Regions from separate parts of the Mus musculus genome. Here all the other regions are linked to region 3. Evidence: chromatin loops called from intact Hi-C (ENCODE). Cell type or tissue: left cerebral cortex. All regions are shown on one strand. Region 1 holds the start of LOC115490527 (a small nuclear RNA gene). Region 2 holds the start of Setd5 (SET domain containing 5). Region 3 overlaps Setd5 (SET domain containing 5).

Region 1 (8,000 bases), 60 kb before region 3:
AGAGAAGCCTGTATTGAGAAAATAAAAGGTGGTAGAAAAAAAAAAAACCCAAAACATACATACATATTTTAAATCTATACCATCAAAATATGTTCATATAATAAAAACTGGGAGATAACTTATTAATAGCCTGTGTGTGGGGGGAGTAAAAAGAATAAAATGTTTTAAAATTAAATGAAAATAGTACATATACTATTTCATTTTTGTTAACTCCAAAAACTGATACAACTAACTTATAATAATAGTGGTTAGATTAATGATCACCCAGGAAAGAGACAAAAGAGAACTTTGTAAAGGGTACTGAGTATAGGTCAGAGCTCACTGAAATGTATATGCAGAAGGCTTACACCTCTGGGCTCACTAGGTAGGCAGATTTACCACTAAGGTTGCTGACCTGAGTTCAGTTCCTAGGATGCATGGTAGAAGTTGTCCTCTGATCCCCAAACCCAATCCATACACAAACACAAATAAATACGCAAATAACTGAATTTTATGTACTGTATAGTAAACCTGTAAAGTATAATTCAATCAGAAAGTTTGTATAGGCTGGCAAGATAGCTTAGCAGTTAAAAGAATTGTCTGCTCTTTCAGAGGATACAAGTTTAATTCCCAGCACCCATACGGTAGGTAGCTGTAACTCTAGTTCCAAGGGATCACACACCTCTTTCTAGCTTCCATGGGCACCAAGTGTGCATGTGGTGCACAGATATACATTCAGGCAAAACATTTGTGCACATAGAATAAAAATTTAAAATGTTCTGAAAAGAAAGTTCTCTGTGTTGTGGCTGTTATGTATGTATAAGCCATGCTTGGCTTTTACTTGGGTTCCAGGGATAAACTCAGATCTTCATACTTGCCAAGCAAGTACTCTTCCCATTGGCTCACCTCAGACCTAGCCCTGGTTTTGTTGTTTTTATCTTAATTCAAAAAGTCTTAATAAGGAAGACATGTATCTCTTTCTTGTGATCACAGCATTTATGAGGCAGAGGCAAGAGGATTTTGAGTTTCAGTCCAGCTAGCCTATCTAAGAATTCAAGCCAATTTTGGCTTCAAGGCTCTGTTTATTTTACTCTTTTAAATTTATTTATTTATTTATTTTGTTGTTGTTTGTTTGAGACAGTCTTTCTATCTAGTCCTGGCTGCCCTGGAACTCACTGTGTAGACCTGGTTGGCCTTGAACTTACAGAGATCCGCCTGCCTCTGCCTTCTAAGTGCTGGGATTAGTTAGAGCACTTGGGAGGTAGTACCACAGCCAGATAAGGCCCTGGATTGTTTTTAAGGGTCTTGTTAGTAGGTACAGTTCGAAGACTGTTGACTTTCTCGTTTGTCTCTAATTTGATGTAGGTTCTCCTGAACATCCATGATAATGAAGTCATTGTTGCTATTGCACTGACAGAAGAGAGTCTCCATCGCAGAAATATTACACATTTTGGACCTACAACTCTTAGGTCAACTCTTGCCTATGGGATGCTCAGGTAACAGAAGGGGATTTTGCTGTCCATATTGTAATGAACACTTTGCTCTGAATTAAATCACTCATTTTCTAAAAAAAAACAAAACAAAAACTCCCAAAACCATTTTCTTAGTTAGAATTACAAAGTACCTATTTTCTCTTCAGTATTTACTGTTGTCAGTTTTTGATGCAGAAAACACCACGTGGATGGTTTATTAGTATTCTTGGTTATACATGTGAGAGTGGTGTTGTGTGTCTTCAGCGAGGAGCTGCTTCTGTCGAGAGAGGCTGTGCTGCTTTAGGCAATAGAGTGAAGCAGAGGAGATCCTTGTGATGTGTGAGTGAGTACAGACCTTGTCTGTTGAGTGACAGTGCTGGCATGCAGCTTGGTAGCCTGAGTGCTGGGATCATGGTACATATCACCACACCCCATTTACTCATAGTTTTAAATGTTACACTGGCTGTAACCTAGGGATCGTGTTGGGACTTTGACAAGTGCAAGACAAGCAGCCTGCCTCTGTTGTCAGTCTTACGTTCTTGGTGTTTTCTTTCTCAAATAAGTCTTTTTCCCCCCTACACTTGAGATTTCAGTACTGCAAAATGGGCTTGACATGGGATGCCAAAGATTATTCATGTGCTCAACTTGGCAGCACATACACTCAACTAAAGCAATATAGAGAAGATTAGTATGGCCCCTGCATAAAGATGACAGACAGATTTGTGAAGTGTTCTATATGAAAAGAAAAAGAAAAAGAAGAAAAGGTTTACTCATGCTGGAGAGATGGCTCAGAGCTTTAAGAATGTCTGCTGCTCTTGCAGAGGACCTAAGTTTGGTTCCTAACATTCAGGTTGGTAGATAACAACAACCTGCAACTTCAGCTCCAGGGGATTCAACACCTGTCTTCTGTAGGCACCAGCACATACATACTTTAAAAATCCCACCCACACATATGCATACTTAAAAAAAAAAACGTGGTGACTGACTTTAGGGCTAGAGAGATGGCTCAACAGTTAATGTTGATGCTGGTTTTCCATATGACCAGAGCTCAGTTCTAGACTTCCATGCCTGGCAGCTTACAACAGTCTTTAATTCCAGCTCCATACTCTCTTCCAATATCCTCTTCTGGTCTTTGGGTACACACACAGAGGTACTAACACACATGTATAAATAAAATGTGAAAATATTTATTAAAAAATTTTGTTCATAAGGATTAAATGCAGAAACATAGTCAGATTATCTTATTCTGTACAGTTCCTGGCATGATCTAGTGAGTTACATAATTACATTTTCTTCCTTTTCAATTTTTGCTTCCTCTTTTGTCATGGTCACAGTTCCTCACAACTGGAACACATTAAGTTAGTAACAGAAAACTTAAGAGAAACACTCCTAAGCTTCTTTCACTAAACAGATATTTACTATCTGCCTCCAACCATGATTATAGAAACCAGCATACAGAGTTGAGTGCTGGTATTAAAAACTAAATAGAATAAAAAAGTAATGATTGGGCTGAGGAGACAGCCTGGTGCACTCTCCGCACAAGCCTAACCCCAGCCTCACAGCATCGCTATTGTCAATAATCCTAGCATTGAGGAGGCTGAGACAGGAGGATACCCCAGGCTTTCTGGCCAGCCACTCTAACTGAATTTGTGAGCTCTAGGTTGTGAGGTAAAGAGCAATTGAGAAAGGTGCCCAGCTGAGTGCAGTGGCACATACCTTTAATCTCAGCACTTAGGAGGCTGAGGCAGATAGATTTCTGTGAACTCAAGGCCAGCTTGGGCTTGGCCTACATAGTTCCAGGACAGCCAGGGCTCTGTAGAGACCCTCTCTCAAAAAAACCAAAACAAGAGGCAAGCAGGGTGGTGGATTGGGATGCCAGATCTTGATTTCTATTTTTGGCTTTCATGTGCATGTGGCAAACACAAGTGTACAGACACATGAAGTGATAATTATGCTGAGGATTGCGGTGGTTGGAGAGATGAGCAAAGATTATACCAGATCCACAAAAAACCCTTGGGCGATTCTCAAGAAAGGCAGAAACTACAGGGCTAGACAGATGGCTGTTCCAGAGAACCTGGGTTCAATTCCTAGCACTGACATGGTGGCTCATAATGGTTAATAACTTGCCTCAAGGGGTCAGATGCCCTCTTTTTGATTTGACAGGCAGTGCTCACATGTGATACAGATATACATGACAGCAATATATCCATAGACATAAAGGCTAAAAATTAAGAGGTGCAGAAACTAGATAGTAGAAAATGCAAAGGACTGCTTTCCTGTCTTCTAAAAGCTTGTGTGTTCTGGCTTAGCTCGCCTGTGCACTTGACTGCCTGTCCTCCAGTTGCACATGACTGGCTCAAACGACCCAGGGTTACTTGCTCTTTATTCCACATTCCTAAGAGGATTTGAGTGACATAATTTGATCAAGTGCCCAATTCTGGCCCATTAACAATGACTGGCATTACAGGCTTGCCCAAGAATCCGTCTTATGAGGGAGATCATTAACATGCATGATGCAAGGTCTCAAACAGAATAGAAAAATCAGATAAAACTTAGTAACCTGAGGACTGGTAAGTAACATTTAAAGCTAGTCACATGTAGTCTTGACTCCTTATTTTGTGTCCTAGGAAAAATGTTTCTTTGGATCATTTTGTCTGTTAAATGGTAATAGGGTTGTTTAAAGAATTTCAAGTGTATAAAGTTAAAGCAGTTATTTTATGTTAAGGACTGTATCTCCATAGTTAAATCCAAAATGAAAGGAGACTGAATGTCTGGTTGTCAGCAAATGCCCACTAAAAATCTCCCTGCCTCAGCTTCCTGAGTGCTAGGATAACAAATCAGTATCTCTCGCTCTCTCCCCTACCACCAGAAGCATTGTACGCATAGGCGAGGGCTGCTACTGAGTGTCAACCCCAGGCTGACTTTCAAACCATAAATTGCTGATCCTTCACGCTGGTGTGCAGATCCTATGCCAGTAGTAGATCCCAGTCTTAGTTTTTGGTTGGTTTTCACATGTGCTGGATTGTTTTCTCCCTCCAGGCTCTGTGAACCTAAGCCTACTGATGTAATAGTGGACCCAATGTGTGGAACAGGGGCAATACCAATAGAGGTAATAACAGCTTTTTATTTTTACATAAGCAAGTGATCTATTCAAAATGGTGGGCAAATTGGATCCAATGAGAAAAACCCCAAAAGTTTGAAAAAACTTCTCATAGTCAGGGTAAAAGTTCTGTTAAAGCATTGTAAGCATTGATTTCACACAGCCAAGTACCGTGTGGTTAGATGGTGAAAGCTGAAGTGGTAGAGAAGCGAGCTGAGAACGGCAAACTGATAAGCCTTTTTCCCTGTAATGAATGGACGAGGCACTAGGTTGAACAGCAGAGGATAACTGAGGGGGTCATAAACGTCCACATAATTAGAGCTTCCTGGAGTGAATAAGTGGGAAGGAGAAACCACAGCATTGCAGCTCAGTGCCAGGGCATCTGCATGCAAAACAGGTGTTCTGGGCTTGATCTCCAGCACTGCAAAACAAACCCATAAGAATACCTAAATTGCCGGGCGTGGTGGCGCACACCCTTAATCTCAGCACTCAGGAGGCAGAGGCAGGCGGATTTCTGAGTTCGAGGCCAGCCTGGTCTACAAAGTGAGTTCCAGGACAGCCAGGGCTATACAGAGGAAACCCTGTCTCGGAAAAAAAAAAAGAATACCTATAAGTATTCTTTATGTTTGTTTTGAGATGGGGGTCTTATTATGTAGCCCTGGCTGTCCTCAAACTCACAGGGATTCACCCATCTCCTCTAGGGCACAAACTACCTGGCCGTTTGACCTTTTTTTTAAAAAAAAAACGTATTTTAGGAAATCTGACAAGGCTACATACCCAGTGACCATCAATAATTTTCAGAATTGCTACAACACTCAAAAAACTACAGAAGGTACTAGGTGGTGGTGGTGGCATATACATTTATCCCAGTACTCAAGAGGCAGAGGCAGGCAGATCTCTTGTGAGTTCCAGGACAGTCAGAGCTGCACAGAGAAAGCCAGTCACAAAAACAAAAACAAAACAAAACATTACAGAAGGCAAAGTAAGAAATGGGAAGATGTTTTCTTTCTTTCTTTTTTTTAATCCTTTTGAGGCAAGGTCTTGGTATGTAGCACAGGCTCACCTTGAATTCATGGTACCACAGGTTGTGTTGAGCGGGCAGAAATTGGACAGATGAGCAAGCCCAAAGCAACCCACAAAGGGAAAAATAATCTAGTATAATTAGGAAATCTCTGGTCTGACTTTGATTGGGAGTTAAAATCCAAGAGGAAAATGCACCTAGTTTGAATGTTCCACTGGTGGTGGCTAGTGAGTGACTACTTCTTGAGATCTGAACAGGAGCTGAATTATTATAGTCAAGAATTCTGGAAACCAAACTGTAGTTCTCCATCATTAAACCATGACTTATCTGCGAAATGGCAGGTAAACTGACCATGATGAAGAAACACACAATCAAAGTAGACATCAGAATAAAAGGGGTGGGGTGGGAAAACCAGATTAAGCCATTTCCACGTAAAAGTAGGCATGAGAGAGAGTACCTACGTGGAAACTTCAGCTGAGTCATGATGGAAACTGAAGGGTCTGTGTACAGATGTGCCCATTAAATTATCTAATACCTGTCCTAGAAGACACTGAGATTTAGAAGTACTGTAAATGTAGCCCAAGGTAGGAAATCCATCCTGGATTAAACATTAAAATAATAATTAAAAAAAATAAAAAGGTTGGCAAGCACAGATCACACCTGTGAGTTCTTCCTGTATCCCTGCACACCCAGTTTATGGCATACTTGAACATTCCTCTTGTTTGCTGTCATTATAGAATAATAGACCAGAATGTCATCATCCTAAAGGGTCTGGGCAAAATAGTTATGAAGTGCTGTATTCATGCATGCATGTCTTTGTGGCAGAAACAGTACCATAGTATGTCACTTTGTTTCACAAATATGTCACTGCTTGGCATTTATATGCTGCTGACATTTTTTACTTAACTACAAAATCTTTTCAGAAATGTGGTTATCTTTTAAAAGCTAAACTCACAATCCAAGACAGCATAGGTCTGGTTAGTTAGGTAAATTTTTAAAAATCATGTTAATTAAGAGAATGCAGTCCCTTATATGTGCCAGCCATTGCCGGGTAGAAAGAAAATACTAGACCTATCTGGAAGGAATTGCTGGATTACTTAGGCAGAGGTGATAGACATAGTTTCAAATGGGCTAAGTCAGCAACAGAGGTGTGCAAAGTGCTTCTAGCGCTGACATTGATGTCATAGTGGATGACATTGGAGCCACATTTCTAGTGGGTGAAAGTTCAGTAGGCAGAAGAACAGGGAAGACATTTCTGGCAAGGAAATGAATGGCACGGATTGCCATGTTACTGAGAGTTGGCCATAGTGACTTTTCCCTTTTCTCTTGTGGCATGTTTAACCAACACTCCTGTCTCATAGGGGGCTACTGAGTGGTCTCACTGTTACCATATTGCTGGGGACAATAACCCACTGGCAGTGAACAGAGCAGCAAATAACATCTCATCTCTATTGACTAAGAGCCAGATTAAAGATGGGTAAGTTTAACTTCAATGATTGCATTGCATCTTTTCAAGTCTCTCTCCCTACTGACTTGGAATTATTATTCACCCCCAGTGCTTTGTGGTATCATTATAGCCAAATGAACAGTATGAGAAGTCACATCTAATTTACTGAAAAACATTTGTAATTAATTTAACTACCATTTCCATACTTTATTGGAATGTTATTTCTCCTTTTTTGTTCATTATTTTTTGTCTTTTCCCAAAACGGTACAGTATGGTATAGGTTTTGTTATAGTATAGGTTTTGTTATGTAGAAAAGGCACGCACGTGCCCTTATTCCAGAGGCAGATGGATCTGAGTTCAAGGCCAGCCTGGTCTACAGAGTGAGTTCCAGGACAGCCAGAACTACACAGAGAAACCCTGCCTTGAAAAACCAAATTAATTATTTAGAACAATATGAGTTGAAAGAAGCATGAAAGTCATTACCATAACTTTTAAACTACCAGTTATCTCTATTAGTAGCCATGGCCTGTTTAAATCCTCCAATTGCTTTGCTTCTGAAGGCTGGTGGATTAGGTTTCTGTTTATATCTGTATATGTGTGGGGGCCTGAGAGTGCCATGGAGCTGTGTCATGGTGTGGAAGTCAGAGGATAACTAGTGAGAGTTGGGTCTCTTCTTCCTGTGAATCAAATTCCTTTTGTCTGGCTTAGGGCAGACACCTTTGCCAGCTGGGTCATTTCTCTGGCCTTTTAGACACTTTTTTACATGTAAGCTCATTTTCCCTGGTATTTTCTTAACCATACATCCTTTGAAAACCAGTCTTAACCATTTAAAAAACTTGTATTTCAGTTATGGACATATTTCTTCCTATGTTACTTTAACATTTCTTTTTAGAAAAACAACCTTTAGAAATTCAGACTGCAGAATGTTTTTTATTGTATTTATTTGTGTGTGGACATGAGGGTAGAAGATTGAAGTCCAAC
Region 2 (8,000 bases), 48 kb before region 3:
TAAAAGGCCCAGATGGCTGGCATCTTCTGTATTTAATTGATAAGGGATAAGTATTAGTCAGGTGAAATCAATGTAACATGGAGTTATTATATACATCTTCCAGAAGTTGGTCTAGGTTCATTTTGTATGACCAAATCATTAAGAGTCCAAATTGTCACACTCCTAACAATGTACAAGTTCCTCCAACTTACCTCAAAGTTTGAATTTAATCACACTTGTCAGCATAACAAGCCAGCCTCCCTCCCTCCCTCCCTCCCTGACAAAAGGGATGCCCAATTCCAACTGTGAAGACCCAAACTTGTCAGTCTTTCAAAAGGATGTTTGAAGTGTAAGTGCATGCCCCCCTCTTTGGTTCACACCACAAATGAACAGTGCCAAGGCACTCCCCACTTTTTCTTTCACCATTAGGGCAAATGGCAACATAACTGTTCTAGACAAACCAATAGATTAAAAAGTCATTCCACAGTTTGACTATTTAGGACATAGGTTTATTGCCAAACTTTCACATAACTAAAACAAGCACAGTGACAAGTCAAGCCACATTTGTAAGCTTCATCCATTTGTAACATTTATGAGTTATAGATTAGAGTTTATATCTGTGGGGAAAATTTTTAATATAACAAGCTGTTATATTGCTCAAAAGAACCACTGAGTATTTCTTTTCATCTGCCAGATATTCAGCAATGACAACTATATGGTTTTAAATTTTCTAAGCTATTACACTTTCCTTCAACTAATACAGCAAGTAGCTTATTTCCCTTCTGAAATACTTCAGCTTTTTAATTTCTAGTTCAAAGCTTCTGACAGTTTTGCTTTCTAAAACACGAACAAGTCTGCATTTAAAATGTTCAATAACATTCAAAACAATCTGACACTCATTGAAATGACTCCTTTCAAAATGACTACACAATATTGCTCGCACCAACACAAAAGTTAGTATGTTGCAAAAGACATGCTATATTAAACTCTCTAAAGACAGTATACATTTAAGAAATGTTCTGGACAAACACTTCTACATGTCAGTTTTATATATATTATAACACAAACGGTGTTAATTGAATAATTAAGCATTTTAAAAGCATGAAACTACAACCATTGTTCATAAATAAGTTCTAACGTTGTGGTTTTATAATTTGGAACTTTGGGGAAATGTTCAAAACATTTTATGACAAACACCTTTATCCTCACATACAAAGAAAGCTACAATACTTAAAATGGTAATTGCATAACACATTGCATGGATTATACAAGGTGTAACTTAAGAGTTTAATTCATACAGAACACATATGTTCTACCTACACTACATTAGAAAAATCCAAACTGCATAGCAACATTTAACACAGTGACATTACTGTCACTGACCATCATGCCTCTGCTTGCTTCTGAGAACATAAATGGCAACATCTTGGGATTATGAACATCATGTTGATCTCGAAGACCTGTTGCTGCTCAGACAGCAGAAATATAGCCTTAAACAAGCACTGTCCTGTCCTCAAGGAATGATCTAAAGGAGGAAAAACAATAATTACACAATTAATATTCTTAATTAAGACTTTAAGAGCCATGGCAATGTTCAAGCAGGACCAAATGTGGTGCAGTGTTGAGGGCAATCTGGGAAGGTTCCTTAAGAAGTTATGTTCTGAGACCATTCTCAGTGGCTCAACAACACTTGGTCAAAAATTTTAATTCTCCCCTCAGAGAAATGGAGTAGTTACTCCACTTTCAAGTTCCTTATAAGCTTACCATCAACCTTATAGTACACTCTAGATGTCCTGAAATATTTCTATCAGAACAAGGTAGTATAAAGCTGGTAGGTATACAAAACGCTAGACTAGTTTCTATCCCTGACCCTTAATCTGCTAGTATATCCGTAGGAAGTTGCTTAAGTGCCACTAGTACCAACAGCCTCTGTTAGAGTGAACAGTAGATTTTAATGAAGGGCCAATAAAGACCACTTAAGACTACTGACTGAATTAAAAATCCACCCAGTGGAGTTAGTATTGGTTATAGTTATATAACAAAATATCCAACTTAGCCAGGCGTGGTGGTGCACGCCTTTAATCCCGGCACTCAGGAGGCAGAGGCAGGCGGATTTCTGAGTTCGAGGCCAGCCTGGTCTACAAAGTGAGTTCCAGGACAGCCAGGGCTATACAGAGAAACCCTGTCTCGAAAAACCAAAAAAAAAAAAAAAAAGGAAAAAAAATATGGCTTGAAAACATGCTATTGTTGTCAAAAGGAGATCCAAACAAGTATTTCTTTGAACAAAAATTATGTAGAAAACAGGGTGATAAAGAACAAGGGCTTTTTAAAAAAGGCCAGCATTATTTGAGATATACAAGTGACTCCAATTCAAGCCTAAAGGCCACTCAATGCTCACTAACAGTGCTAATCAGAATCAATTCCTTAGCCCAGTCAAAAATAGTCCTGAATATCTTCTGGATAAACATGTCCTCCAACATATAAACTAGTATACACTAACAAAACGTCTCAACTTCAAGGTGAAATGCTTGACTCCTAGACTTGTGACCCAGCAAAGTGCTCTATAGGTAGGGTTACTAGGTCAGAGAGTCTTGCCTGCAAACCACAATTATACAATTCCACCAAATGTAAGACATGTAAAAATGACTTATTTAGCTCAGGTTTTGAAAATTAAAAATCAAACCCACAAAGACCTAACTTTCACATTAAGTACAAATGTTTAACATATATAACATGTTTTGCCTTGATATATGAAATCATATGACATCACCTGACAGGAAACTTAAGTTTATTTGAACAACAATCAGCCTAAGGTAGGCCTAGCACATGATCAGGATAGTGCAGGGAAACCCAAAGAAGTGCTTCTGAGTATAAACCAAGAGACCTCGAAATAGCAGCTTTGTTCTGTATCTCATGGGCTTTAACTATCACTTGAAAACAATTTCACAAATCACAAAACCAACATTTGTTTAGTTTCCAACTCTGCCTATTCACCGGAGAAATCCATGTCCCAATTTGATGGGGGAAAACTTGAATGAAATATTATTTGGAATATTTTAATATCCCTGTGTATATGCAGATGGTTTAAAGACAGGTAACCTTAACTGTAGTTTCTTGGTTGTCTGCCTTGTTTTTTGAAATATGCTCTCACCAGGAGCCTGCCAAGTAACTACTCTTGTGTGCTCAGCAAGTCCTAGGGATCCCTTAAGCATGCTCTAACAGGCCTGGCTTTTTTTTTTAAAAAGTAGGTTGCGGTGATAATAATTCAAGTTTTCATCACTTGAAACACATTTTACCAACTATCACCCAAGCTCCCTTAGTGTGTCCCCTATAAAAGAATCTGACCTGCAAGTTCCAAAAGTATTACTACATTTTAACCTTAGTATTCAGGAGACAAAAGCAGGCAGAACTTTAGTCTACATATCTTGTTGCAGATCAGGCAGAGATACATAGTGAGACCCTGCCTCAGGAAAAGCTATCATTTTTATATTCACAGTAAGCAAATTAACATTAAAAGTCAGAAATTCTTAATTTGACTTTGGCTGTGAAGAATTTGGATTCTCTGGATTTGAAACTAGAAAATCTGATTAAGCGATGCAACAGTTTCTGTATACTAAAACTCTAAGACCCTTGGTTCTAAAGATACCACATTTAAAAAAAAAGTTAAGTATAAGACAAAAAGCCTTAATAGCTCTTTTATAGGGGAGGGACTCATTTAATATTAGTCCACCTCACTCCTCATAACTATTTTATGAGGTTTATTATATAACCCATTTTTTAAAAAAAAAATTAAAGGACAATTTTAGTGTTTGAAAGATTTCCCAACCCCACCCTGGAAATCAGGCTGCAAATCTCAGCAGCTGCCCTTAGAAGGCAAAAAGCCATGCCATTTAAGCCATGGGAAGTTAGTAGCAAACAAGAGACCACATGGCAGGAAGGAGGCTTTAAAGAAAGCCCACAGTGTCAAAAGACCCAACCAACAGCAGAGACAGAAAAAATAATACCCAAATCTCATCAGAAAGGTAGACGGATTTAGCCACATCCATAGTGGCTCATTAGGGAATGCTTCAATTATAATTTTATGAAATCTCAGAGCCCCCCTCCCCAACAGGGTTTCTGTGTGTATTCCTGGCTATCCTAGATAGAACTTGATGTGTAGACCAGGCTGGGCTCAAACTCAGAGATCTGCCTGTCTCTGCCTCCAGAGTGCTGGGATTAAAGGCATAAAGGCAAGCACCACCACTGGCTGGCTAAACTCTGGCCCTACATTTTTGAAATCCAAAATTATCATTACTTGCTTTCATGTTTAGTAATGGCTGCAGACTTAGCTTTCAGCTTTGTATAGATGAAGCACAAAAGTTAAGTAAAGCTAGCAGTTTAAACAAATAGGATACTAGAAGTTCAATTTTTATTTCTTTATTGCTTAGTGTAAGAGAAAAGACATTAAAGTCTGCATTGGTCTTCTGTATCCCACAAGTCTGCAGTTATGGCTCCTCTGTCCACAGTTACACTTCAAATAAAAATTAGTTCCTTGGTAACATTTCCAGTGCTTAAAGAGTAATTTGATTATTGGCTACCATATTGGAACAAACACAAAGTATTTCATTACTTCAGTAAATTCTACTGGAGACAGTATTCTCTTTAAAAAAAAAAAAAAGAAGAAGAAGGAGGATTTATTTATTTAATGTGAATACACTTGTGGTCTTCAGACACACCAGAAGAGGGCATCAGATCCCATTACAGATGGTTGTGAGCCACCATGTGGTTGCTGGGAATTGAACTCAGGACTTCTGGAAGAGCAGTCTGTGCTCTTGAACTCCGAGCCACCTCTCCAGCCCCTGGATAGTATTATTATAGAGCACAAGCACACACAACACAACAACCTAAAAACCAAGCTTCACAAATACATTTGTTGCTTAATCATTTTACTTGTGTTTGGCTACAAGTCAAGCAAAATTATAGGTCCTGAAGAAGCTTGGCAAAATCACATTTAGACCAGCAATAACGTGTAGAATGCCATGAGTCAAGCCAGTCCAAGAGAAAGCACTGCTTAAATAGAAAAAATACAAGCTCACAAGACCTTAGGTCAGGAAAGACAACAAACACCTGAACTTTGCATTCCAAAAGGAACCACCTTTTACAGATGTGTACAATGACAAAATTTTAGTAAGCAGTAATCAATACCATGTGGCTCAATAATGAAATATACCTTTTAATGTCTTAAAATATCAGCCTGGCAATATGTAAGATACATCAGGTAATATTGGGGGAGGAGACATCCACCTGGAAACCATTAATGGTTAATAGCTCAGTTTATAAATGGAGAAAAAGGAGAGAGGCATTCATGGGAGTGGAAAGTTAAGCTTTAGGTTGGATTCTCAATACATCTATTGTTGTAAAACTCCCTGGACTGAGAATAGGCCCAAATGTGGAACACCACCTGACGGGAGAGGTGATAGACACTGAAAATTAAGGATCAAGGCAAAGGATCAACAAAAAGTGTACTAAGGAGTTATAAAAGAACTGCAGTGTTGAGGCCCCAGCTACAGCCTCGATTTGTGGTGTATGTAACTAATCTGTCTGGTTTCATGAGTCATCAGACTTCTAAGATCAGGAAAGGGAAAATGCCAATGCTCTGTCTAGGGGTTGGATAAGCCAGTATAATAAATGAAAATGGGGCTAAAATGAGTGTTCTAAAATACCTTTTGATAAGGCTGCAGAAGGAGCGGGAGAAATGGATATGAAGTACTGGGCTCTTTAAAAATGATTAAAATTCTGCTTACATAGTCTAACTCGCGACACTGTAATTTCATACTGTAGTAAGGATCTCAAGCAGGAGAGTATAAAACTCGGGTGAGCATGTCTTTAATCTACCTCGATGGAAAATACTCCGAGGCGGATCACAAGCAATAATAACCTGTAGTTTTGCTGCATAAAACCCCAGATGACTACCTATCCTCCCATTTTCCTTATTTGCCCCTATTAAAAAACTTCCCGACAAAACCGAAAATCTGTGGGAAGTCTTGTCCCTCCAATTTTACACCTGTTCAATTCCCCTGCAGGACAACGCCCACACACCAGGTTAGCCTTTAAGCCTGCCCAGAAGACTCCCGCCCATCTTCTAGAAAGACTGGAGTTGCAGATCACGAGGGAAGAGGGGGAAGGGATTCTCCCAGGCCCAGGGCGGTCCTCAGAAGCCAGGAGGCAGCAGAGAACTCCCAGAAAGGTATTGCAACACTCCCCTCCCCCCTCCGGAGAAGGGTGCGGCCTTCTCCCCGCCTACTCCACTGCAGCTCCCTTACTGATAACAACTCAGAGCGACTTTGGGAGAGCAAGTGCTTCCTGCCTCCAAAACAGCCCAACTGAGCCCTCGCTCCTTCCCTCCACTCCCCGGAGTGCGCGATGGAGGTCTGGCTCAGCACGCCCCTCTTGAGGCAACTCAAGTCGGAAACGTGCTTGCACCCGCCCCGCAGCCGCTCAGCCCTACTGCCCGTCCCCGCCCCCAGCGCGCGCTTCCTGCCACGTTGCGCAGGGGCGCGCGGCCAGACTCTGCGGCGCGGGGCCGAGGGGAGGGCCGGAACCTGGGAGCGCCTCCTCGCCGCCCCCGCTGGCCGGCGGATGGACTCAACTTGCACGAACACGAGCCAATGGCAAGGGCCAGTTTTCTGGGCCCCGAGAGCCAATCAGACGACGAGGCCCGGCCGGCGGCGGGTAAAACGACTCCCCCAGAGGAAGGGGAGGGTGGGCGGCCGCTCGCGCGCGAGCTACTTTCGCTGACCCTCCCTCCCCTCCCCCGCCCCGCCAGAGGCCGACCGCGCCCGCACGTCCAGCTCGCCTCACCCCACCTACCTCCCGCCCCACCCAGTGGGCAGAGCGAGGCTGCCGGCGGCTGCGCACTCCGGCTGCCGTTAACTGACAGGCGCCTTACGCCAACCAAAACACGCCATTTGTGTTTTCACACACGGCGGGAGGAAAAGAAGCCAATCAGCGACGAGACGTCGGCCGGAAGCGCTCCTCCGCTGCCCCCCCCCCCCCGAGCCATGGCCGCGTCCGGTGGAGACTTTTCCGCTCCCTTCTCCCTCCCCCTCCGGTTGCTGCAGGGCGGACCGCATTCCTGCCCACCACCCGCTTGCCCCTTCCAGCGTCACGACTCGTACCCGGCTGTCTCACAGAACGGCTCCACCACGCTCGGAGGGCCTGCCGCGGCCGCCCATCCCCGCAAACGCACCAAGCCGCCCTCCCGCCAGAGTCCCGATCCCCTACCTAGCCGAGGCTCTCTGAGGAGCCGGAGCCCCAAAGCACAGCCTCTTCTTTAGGCGGCCCCGGCAGCCTCCGCTGATTGGCGGCGCACCGGCCAATAAGTGTGGGGCGGTGGGCGGAGAGGCCAATGGCGCGGCGGGAGGGGGCGTGTCCCGCGTGCCCCTGGCGCCGGCACTGGGAATCCCCGTGCGGTCAGTGGCGTTTCCGCTCGGGCAGCGGGCTGAGTGAGCTGCCGCCGCTGCCGCCGCTGCCGCCGCCGGGGGAGGGGCGGCCGCCGCCCGCCTGCGCTCAGAGACTCACGCAGCCCTAGTCCCGCCAGTCCGCCAACACAGTAGTGCCGGCCCCCTCCGCCCCTGGCCCTCCCCCTCCCCGCCTCGGGCTCGCTCCGCCTTTTCTGCCCCCCACCCCCACCTCACGGGTACGGGCCATTCCCGGCCAGGAAACGCCGTGGCGCCGCGTTGGGCCTAACTCGAGTCTCGCTGCCTCCCGGGAGTGCCGTGCGCCGCAGCCCGGGCCCAGGCCCCGGCAGCGCCTGGGTCAAGGTAAGGGTCCAACAGAAAAGAGACACCGAACCACACGACCGGGCCCCGGGGGAAAGAAGGGTCACCTCAGTCTCCCTGCGTTCCCTCTCCTCGGGGTCGTGGGCCTGGGCCTCCCCAGCCTGGTAGCAGGAAGATGCTTGCCCTTTTCGTCTTCTCAGCTACCTTTACACACCATTGCACCGCTCTTGCCCAGAGAGAAAGGCTCTCCTTCATCTAGTC
Region 3 (8,000 bases):
TAAAGGAAGTTGACAATCCAGAAGAAAAACCAGAAGAAGAAGAAAAAGAAGAGGCTACAGATGACCAGGAGAACTCTGCTCATAGCAGAAGGGTAAGTCCTGTCCAGTAGATGTCTCTGTACTTTCCTAACGCTGAGGTTTTACCATAAAGTACGTTTCATTACATATAGGCATGCTCACAGTTGTTTATGATAACTATCTGTTAGTGGCTTTAAGATATTTCCTTCTAACAACTGGATTTCCCTAAAACTTGGTGATGAAGACCAAAGTTTGTTGGCTTAGTTTTCTTACTTTGTTTTGTGTTTTTATATTTAAAAACTAAAATCAAGAAGAGCTGCTGATAGCACAGTTGTATAGCAGCACAAGGTCTTGAGTTCGATCCCAAATTACTGGGAGAAGAGGAAGATAATCAGCACTGTGAGCCTCTGTCCCTGTGACAGAAATGCTGTGAAAAACAACTTGAAGGAGGCCAAGCTTACCTATGCTCAGGTTACGCAGGTTCAGGTCTGTTGTCTTCATTGCTTTCAGAGCAAGCCGAAATAAGACAGTAGGAGTCCACTGCAAAGAAAATCTGCTTACCTCATTGCTACCAGGAAGCTGAGAGGAAAAAAAGCCAAGAGGCCAAAGATGGAAGAGTATATTCTATACTTTTCCATGGCACCCAGTGGCTTGCTTCCTCCAAGAAGGCGCAGTTCCTGGGGTCTCCACAACCTCCCAATAGCACTTACCACATGAGTTCTGAGCCTTTAACTGAACTTGAGCCTTTGGGGCACATTCATATCCAAACTGTAGTAATTTTTTTTTTGTCAGATTGATTAAAAACATTTGCTAATTGTGTTCATTTGTGCTTAGAAAAAATTTAATGACAATTTACTTTGGTTTTGAGCTCTGAATGTAGGACAGAAATTGCTTGTCGTTGCTTTATGCACTAAAATGTGTTGAGGTAGCTCACCTATTTTAAAACATTTAGTTTTAAATTTCTGCTATAACTGTTTACTATATTTAAAATAATTTTAATTTTTTTTATCTTAAAGTTTAGTGATGCATATGCTATCTTAATAATACTTTGAATAAATTCTTATAAACCCTACTAATTTTACTTTTGAAATAGCTTCTGGTTGATGCTTTTTTTATTGTTGTTTTTAATACTTTTCTACCCCCAGACTCGAGAAGACCGAAAGGTTGAAGCCATCATGCATGCTTTTGAATCTTTAGAGAAGAGAAAGAAACGGCGGGATCAGCCTGTAGAACAGAGCAGCTCGGACATAGAGATTACTACTAGCAGTTCAGAGATAGTAGTTGGAGAAGAGACAAAAACTGCAGCCCCTGAGTCTGAAGTTAGCAGCCCTGTTTCAAATGTTGCTATCCCAAGCACCCCACAGAGCACTGGTGTGAATACTCGGAGGTCCTCCCATGCTGGGGTAAGAGGGAAAGCTCTGAAAAGTCCTGCGTATGCTAATGTCAGTTGTCTTTTTCTATAGTGGTAGAAGTTAGTATTTTCAACGTTGCTCTGTATCAGAATAAGCAAAGCTATTTTGATCTCAACAGCTGGTTTGTGGGATGCAGAGAGACAGGTGAGGTCAACATTTGAATGACAAAGTCCCTTAGCACTTAAGTGTCTCCCAGATAAGTTCATAGAATCCTTTGGTTTGGGAGAATGCATACTGAGCACGAAGGCTTCACCTAGCTCAGTCTCCATCTCTAAGGGAAGAAACCAAATCTTTGGGTTTCTCTCACTGATTCTCTGAATAGCTCAGGTACATGACTGACCTTCCAGGGCCTTCTCAGGACTAGTGTTTAACATAGGACTTCTGGGTGTAGAAAAGAAACAAGAATTATCTTGCCTAAGAACCTTAATATTAGGTACCTAGCTTTAATTGGCTTTTGACCTATTTTATTTTATACATGTTTGTTAGAAATAGAATTAACTAAGGCAGATGTTTGTCTATGGTCTATTTAGGTAATAAAGTCTATAAAATTTTGTATTTTTTTTAATTTGTTTTGTGACAGGGTCTTCCCATATAGTCCTCCTGGCTGGCCTGAAACTTGCTTTGTAGATCAGATTAACCTTAAATTCACAGGGGTCTACCTGCCTCTGCCCTCTCTACCTCTGATTCCACCTCCTGAATGCTGAGATTAAAGATAGGTGACGTGGTGCCAAGTTCAGATTTATTTATTTTTATATTTATGTGTGAACAGACAGACACACACCTTCTTACATGTATGTATGTGTATCATGTATGTACCCTACCCACAGAGGCTAGAAGATGGGATTGGATCCCCATCTAAAACTAAAACTCCTAGTTAGAGGACTTTGTGAACACTAAAAACTGAACCCCAGTCTTTGCTGCAAGAGCACCAAGTGGTGTTAATTGGGGATTAATCTTCCAGCCTTAAGGATTAATTGAAAATCATTTAGAATGCTTTAAATAGATAGAAAACTAAGAAACAGGTAAGACATTTCTGATGCTAGGTGAGAGGAGCCTTGTCTAATCCTAGTACTCAGCAAACTAAGGCAACCTGGGAGATCCTGTCTGCAAAGGAGAAGAGAATTTTCTAGTAAACATTTGGCCTTGATATTGTTACAGGATGTAGCTGCAGAAAAGCCAATCCCTAAACCACCTCCAGCTAAGCCTTCTAGACCCCGACCGAAAAGTAGAATTTCTCGGTACCGGACCAGTTCAGCCCAAAGACTAAAACGCCAGAAGCAGGCCATTGCACAACAGGCAGAACTGTCGCAAGCTGCCTTGGAAGAAGGAGGAAGTAACAACTCAGTAACTCCTCCTGAAGCTGGAAATACAGACAGTTCAGGAGAGAACAGACAGCTAACAGGGTCTGACCCAACTGTGATATCAGTTACTGGATCCCATGTCAACCGTGCTGCATCTAAATACCCCAAAACCAAAAAGGTAAGCGACGATATAAATTTCATATGGTAAGGAGTATCACGCTAAAGCAAGAGGGCCTATAATCCCCAAGGAAGAAGTAACCTTAGAATTATTAGATTGAACATTTTACGTAAAAAGTTGTTTGTGCTGGAAGCTGAAACCATCCTACTTATTTTTGTTCACTTGATTTTAGACAGAATTTAAATCACTGGTAAAACACTATTTTTATCTGTCTTTGTGAGCATGGAAAATGTAAAGGAAAGATACCTTATACTCTGAATGCTCAGCTCATCTTCACTGTGGTTGCTGATCTGTTCTAGTTTTAGTTGAAGTTTGATTTGTGAACTACACTACTGCTTCTGGCAGCTGTTACAAATGCAGTGATAACTAATGGTTTTTGTTTTGTTTTGTTTTTTTAAACCTTTAGTATCTAGTTACAGAATGGTTAAATGACAAGGCAGAGAAGCAAGAATGCCCTGTTGAGTGTCCTTTGCGTATCACCACTGACCCAACTGTGTTGGCAACAACCCTGAACATGCTACCAGGTCTTATTCATTCCCCATTAATTTGTACCACCCCCAAACACTACATTCGCTTTGGCTCACCCTTTATGCCTGAGAGGCGTCGAAGGCCCCTTCTGCCTGATGGCACATTCAGCTCCTGTAAGAAGGTATGTGCCTTTCTGTCTGTCTCTATCTATCTATCTGTCTATCTGTCTATCTCCCCCTCTACCCCCCACCCCCTCCCCGTGTGTGTCTGTGTGTGTATACCTGCCCATGAATGAAAATATGTTTAATACTGTAGGGTGCATATAGTTGTAGTATATTTTACATAATTGTCTAGATAATTCGAGAATCTCTAGATAACTTTGTGAGTTTATATTGTGTTGTTAAACATGGAAGTAGACTCTTTAGAAGTCACTGTGGTCAAGTTGGAATGTATACAGCATTTTTGGTGCTCAAACTTGTGACTGTTTACCTGTCCATACCTAGAAGCTTTTCACATTACTGAGAGCACAAGGCAATTGATGGGATGGATGTGTTTTGTATATGCTTTTGTGATACTGGTTAGCATGGTAATTTGTGACTATTGTATGATGTTGGACCCCAAATAATTAGAGAACAGTTATATTCATAAAAGCAGATAAGATTGTCGTTGTAACTATATAATCAATTACTATTATTTCTTAAAGGAGTTTAGACAAAAAATTATCTTAGAATTTTATTGGACAATAAAAAGACTTATTCCCTGCCTTTCTGGGACTCTAGTTGTTTTGGGTCTAGCACCAGCAATGTTTGGTAGTTGTTTTGGGAATGCACTTTATTAATTCCCACATTTGTACACATGTTCCAAGGGTGTCTTGGGAATAGATTGTTCTTCAAGCCTATAATGCTCTTCAATGTTTTCAGAAACACAGAACACACTTTATCAGGTCTTCCTTTAGGTAGGGTTCTTTTCCCTGGACCACCCTTTTCTCTGATCCTCAGATCAGGATTCAGGCTGCCGCCCTCATTGTCTGGCCTTGACCTCTTCCTCGGGCATCACATACATGAGGATGCTGCATGTAGCTTATTTGATGTGATGAAGTTTCCAATTCCAGGCAGGTCTTCCCTGATTCCTCTAAACTTAAAAAGATTTTTTTCTTTCCCCAAGATCATAAGTTACTTCTTGGGGACGGGAATATAAAGGATCAACAGAATGACATGGCCTATTGAAGGGGAGCAAGGAAACGGGAGTCTGCATAGGGAAAGGCAGTGCTGCTGAGTCAGTAGTACATTGCAGAAGCCTAAGTAGCACATCCTATAAAGTACTGCACTTACTTGGTTTGTATGGGGAAAACTCCCAAATGGAAGATTTTCTGAGAAATTAGATTTCAAGGTCCTTGTCAAAGAGATTTTGGATAATGCAGTAAGTAACTTGGTGAAATAAGTAATAACAGTAGAAAGATTTTGAAAATCTGATCACTATAGGAATTTTGTCTAGGTAATGAAGAGCTGGGTCTCTAGGGAATTCACTTATACCACTCACTTAGCTTCTCTTGGATCTTGTGTTTATCAGAAAAAGAAAATGGTTTGTTGTACAAAAACACCATTACCCATGATAACCAGGTATGATAGTCATGTTACATCATACAGTAGGCCAAGACAAGGGTGTTATATTACTAGCCTGGGCTGCAAAAATCTCATCTCAACATCTAGAATGGCAAAACAGACTCAGTTCTTCAGTAAGTAAAACAGGAAGCTGATGTGATGGCTAATTAGGCAAACACTTGAATTCTATCCCTTGACTCATGTAAAAGTGGAAGATGACCTGTTGATGTAGTTGTCCTCTAACATCCACACCAGCATGAAATCTGTAGTCCCCCGCAAAATAATGATTTCTTAAGATGTAATATTTAAATAATAGCAGAATCCTAGCTGCTTTTATGAGGAGTGTTAAAAGTTAGAAAGGACCCTGTCTCTCCCTAAGGCTATATACTCAGTTTATTATGGGAAGGATATATTCTTCAGTGGTAAGAGGTACTACACTGGTAAGATACTCTTGTGAACAACCCAAATAGAAACTCTGCTTATTAGGTTTAAAAATAAGAAAGTAGAGTCATTGGTTATAAAAAGGGAAGATTAGAGTGAATGGGAATGGGAGAGGAATAAGAAAGAATGGAAAGGGCATAAGTATAGACAAAATACATGATATGTGTATATAGAAAAGTATGAGACCCATTGGATAGTTAGTATGTGCTAAGAAAAGCAACTTTTAAAAAAAGAATTATTTTATGTATGTGAGTACACTGTAGCTCTCTCCAGACATCAGAAGAGGACATCAGAGCCCAGATGGTTTTAGCCGCCATATGATTTCTGGGAATTTAACTCAGGATCTCTGGATAAGCAGTCAGTGTTAACTGTTGAGCCACCTCTTCACCCCCAAAAAGCAACCTTTTTTTTTTTTTTTTTTAAGACAGGGTTTCTTTGGGTAGCCCTGGCTGTCCTGGAACTTACCCTGTAGACCAGGCTGGCCTCAAACTCAGAAATCCTCCTGCTTCTGCCTCTCAAGTTCTGGGATTAAAGATGTACACCACTGCCCTGCTCAAAAAACAACTTTTTAAAAAGAATATTGGAGTGTAAAGCATTTTTATCAAGGCAGTAAAATCAGGTTGTAAAATCTATCCTGATGTCTTAAGAAGAGTTACTGGGGGCTTTGGAGAGACGCCTCATCAAGAACACTTGCTGCTCTTGCAGAAGACCCAGATTTGGTTCCTAGTAACTACATGGTGGTTCACAACTGCTGTAATCCCCGGTCCCGAAGATTTGATGAGCCATACACATACATACATACATACATACATACATACATACATACATACATACATACAGGCAAAACGGTCACATAAGTAGAATTAATCTTTTTTTAAAAGGAGCGATTGATGGTAATTTAGCAGGGATTAATATAAAGATCGTTATAAAGTGGACTAACATTTGAAATGCCTTATTGGTAATTATACAGAATTGCAATCTTTTTTTTCCTTTCTTGTTTGTCGAACTAGCAGAGAGCCAAGCAAACAAACTTGTGTAAAAGTATAACTTACATAGAAAATGTACTTGCTTGAGCTTTTGTTGTTGTTGCATTACTATGTATAGGGGGAGGTGATTCAAAGTATCAAAATAATCCAGGCTTATCTGTATATCTACATAGAGTAGATTGACTTGAGACTCGTGGAGATCTGCCTGCCTCTATCTCTTGAATGCTGAGATTAAAGACATAGACCACAACACTTGGCAGTTATATATGTAGTATCTCCATTGGCAACCCATAGAAAGAAATTGAATTTAACTGAACTCCACATTGCATTCTCCAAGACTGTGACCAGTCTCCTACTTAGTTGTCTCCCACACCTCTTTTTTTAAGCAGGGTTAGAACAAGCTGGATAAGCACTTTAACCACCGAGCTATATCTTCAGCTCTGTATCAATCACTATTTTTAGAAAGAGACTATCATAGAAAGGCTGCCTCATTAAAATTAATCTTAAAATTGTTATGGCCAGTGATGTGGCTCAGCTGGAAGAGTGCATACCATTCCCAATGGTGGTGGGGGTCCTCATAAAACTTAGAATAGCTGTGGTGCAGATTTGTTGTCTTAGCCTTGGGACAGGTGGAGGCAGAAAGATCAGAAATTTGAGGCCAGTCTCATAAGACCCCCTTACCCTCCCTTCCTAAAACCCTTATTTACATTGGAATTCAGTTTAAATTGCTGCTTTAATATTTCCTGAGAAAAATCCAGATTAGATTATACAACATAAACATTTTGTGGGCGGGGCAAACTAACCTATTTTTTTTTAAAGCTAGAAATCTGAGTCAACTTTTTCTTGGGTATGAGCATTTTACCTGCATATGTGTAAGTGTTACCACATGCATGCCTGGGCATTCAGAGGCCAGAGTTGAGTTGGAGTTTGAGATGGCCTCTATATGGGTGTCAGTAACCAAACTTAGGTCCTCTGCAAGAGCAACATGCACTCTTAAACCACTGAGCCATCTCCAAAGAATAATATATATTCTTACTAATAGACCTACTGTTTCATATATCATTGAAAAACCTCCTAAGTTAAAAGCAGTATAGGACAAGTTTGTGTCTATATGTTTATACCCAGATTGTTCACTTGTGAAGACATTTATTAATCTTCCAGGAGTGTCTAAATTTAATTAATTTGAGATAGATAGACACAAATAAATTCATGTCTCCTGGTTTTTTTTTGTCTTTGTTGTGTTTGTTTAAGGATTTTTTTTTTATATGAGTGCACTGTAGCTGTCTTCAGACACATCAGAAGAGTGCATTGGATCCCATTACAGAAAAGGTTGTGAGCCACTATTTGGTTGCTGGGAATTGAACTCAGGACCTCTGAAAGAGCACTTAGTGCTCTTAACCGCTGAGCCATCTCTCCAGCCCTGTTTTGTTTTATAATAAACATGTAAGCCTTTAGTCAGTGTCCCTCTGTGTTGTGTATAAAGTCATTTGAACATATGGAAAGAATCTTTGGTGTCAAGATTGCTTAGAAAGTTAGTGTTGTCTGCACTGTTGCTTTATTTACCTTTGAACATAAACATACTGCTAGAATTAGCA

The links. Hi-C counts contacts between places; a loop is a spot of excess contacts. Peaks named below come from ENCODE experiments on the same cell type or tissue, not always from the same donor. Only the 100,000 strongest peaks of a DNase experiment are listed, where the experiment ranks them.
Region 1: it touches region 3 in a loop (2.1-fold over the local background); 15 of 42 quality-filtered maps call a loop at or near these places.
Region 2: it touches region 3 in a loop (2.3-fold over the local background); 14 of 42 quality-filtered maps call a loop at or near these places.

The regions. Positions count from the first base shown.
Region 1 is chr6:113,058,611-113,066,610 of GRCm38, forward strand. It overlaps Thumpd3 (THUMP domain containing 3), which reads left to right. Exons shown (of 10, transcript NM_008188.3): 5 at 1,345-1,475; 6 at 4,491-4,560; 7 at 6,934-7,049. It overlaps LOC115490527 (a small nuclear RNA gene), which reads left to right and starts at 2,088; the gene lies at 2,088-2,193. In left cerebral cortex, no CTCF peak of the experiment used is centred here; a DNase peak (open chromatin) is centred at 3,816.
Region 2 is chr6:113,069,932-113,077,931 of GRCm38, forward strand. It overlaps Setd5 (SET domain containing 5), which reads left to right and starts at 7,708. Exons shown (of 22, transcript NM_028385.1): 1 at 7,708-7,781. It overlaps Gt(ROSA)26Sor (gene trap ROSA 26, Philippe Soriano), which reads right to left and starts at 7,313. Exons shown (of 3, transcript NR_027010.1): 1 at 7,243-7,313; 2 at 1,363-1,504. In left cerebral cortex, CTCF peaks have their summits at 4,690 (motif pointing right) and 6,189; DNase peaks (open chromatin) are centred at 5,581, 6,254, 6,589, 6,877 and 1 more place; H3K4me3 peaks cover 2,552 bases; H3K27ac peaks cover 2,399 bases.
Region 3 is chr6:113,118,253-113,126,252 of GRCm38, forward strand. Setd5 (SET domain containing 5) reads left to right here. Exons shown (of 22, transcript NM_028385.1): 12 at 6-92; 13 at 1,164-1,421; 14 at 2,589-2,909; 15 at 3,316-3,558. Among named protein-coding and RNA genes, the nearest start is that of Setd5, 45 kb to the left of the region's middle. In left cerebral cortex, no CTCF peak of the experiment used is centred here; no DNase peak of the experiment used is centred here.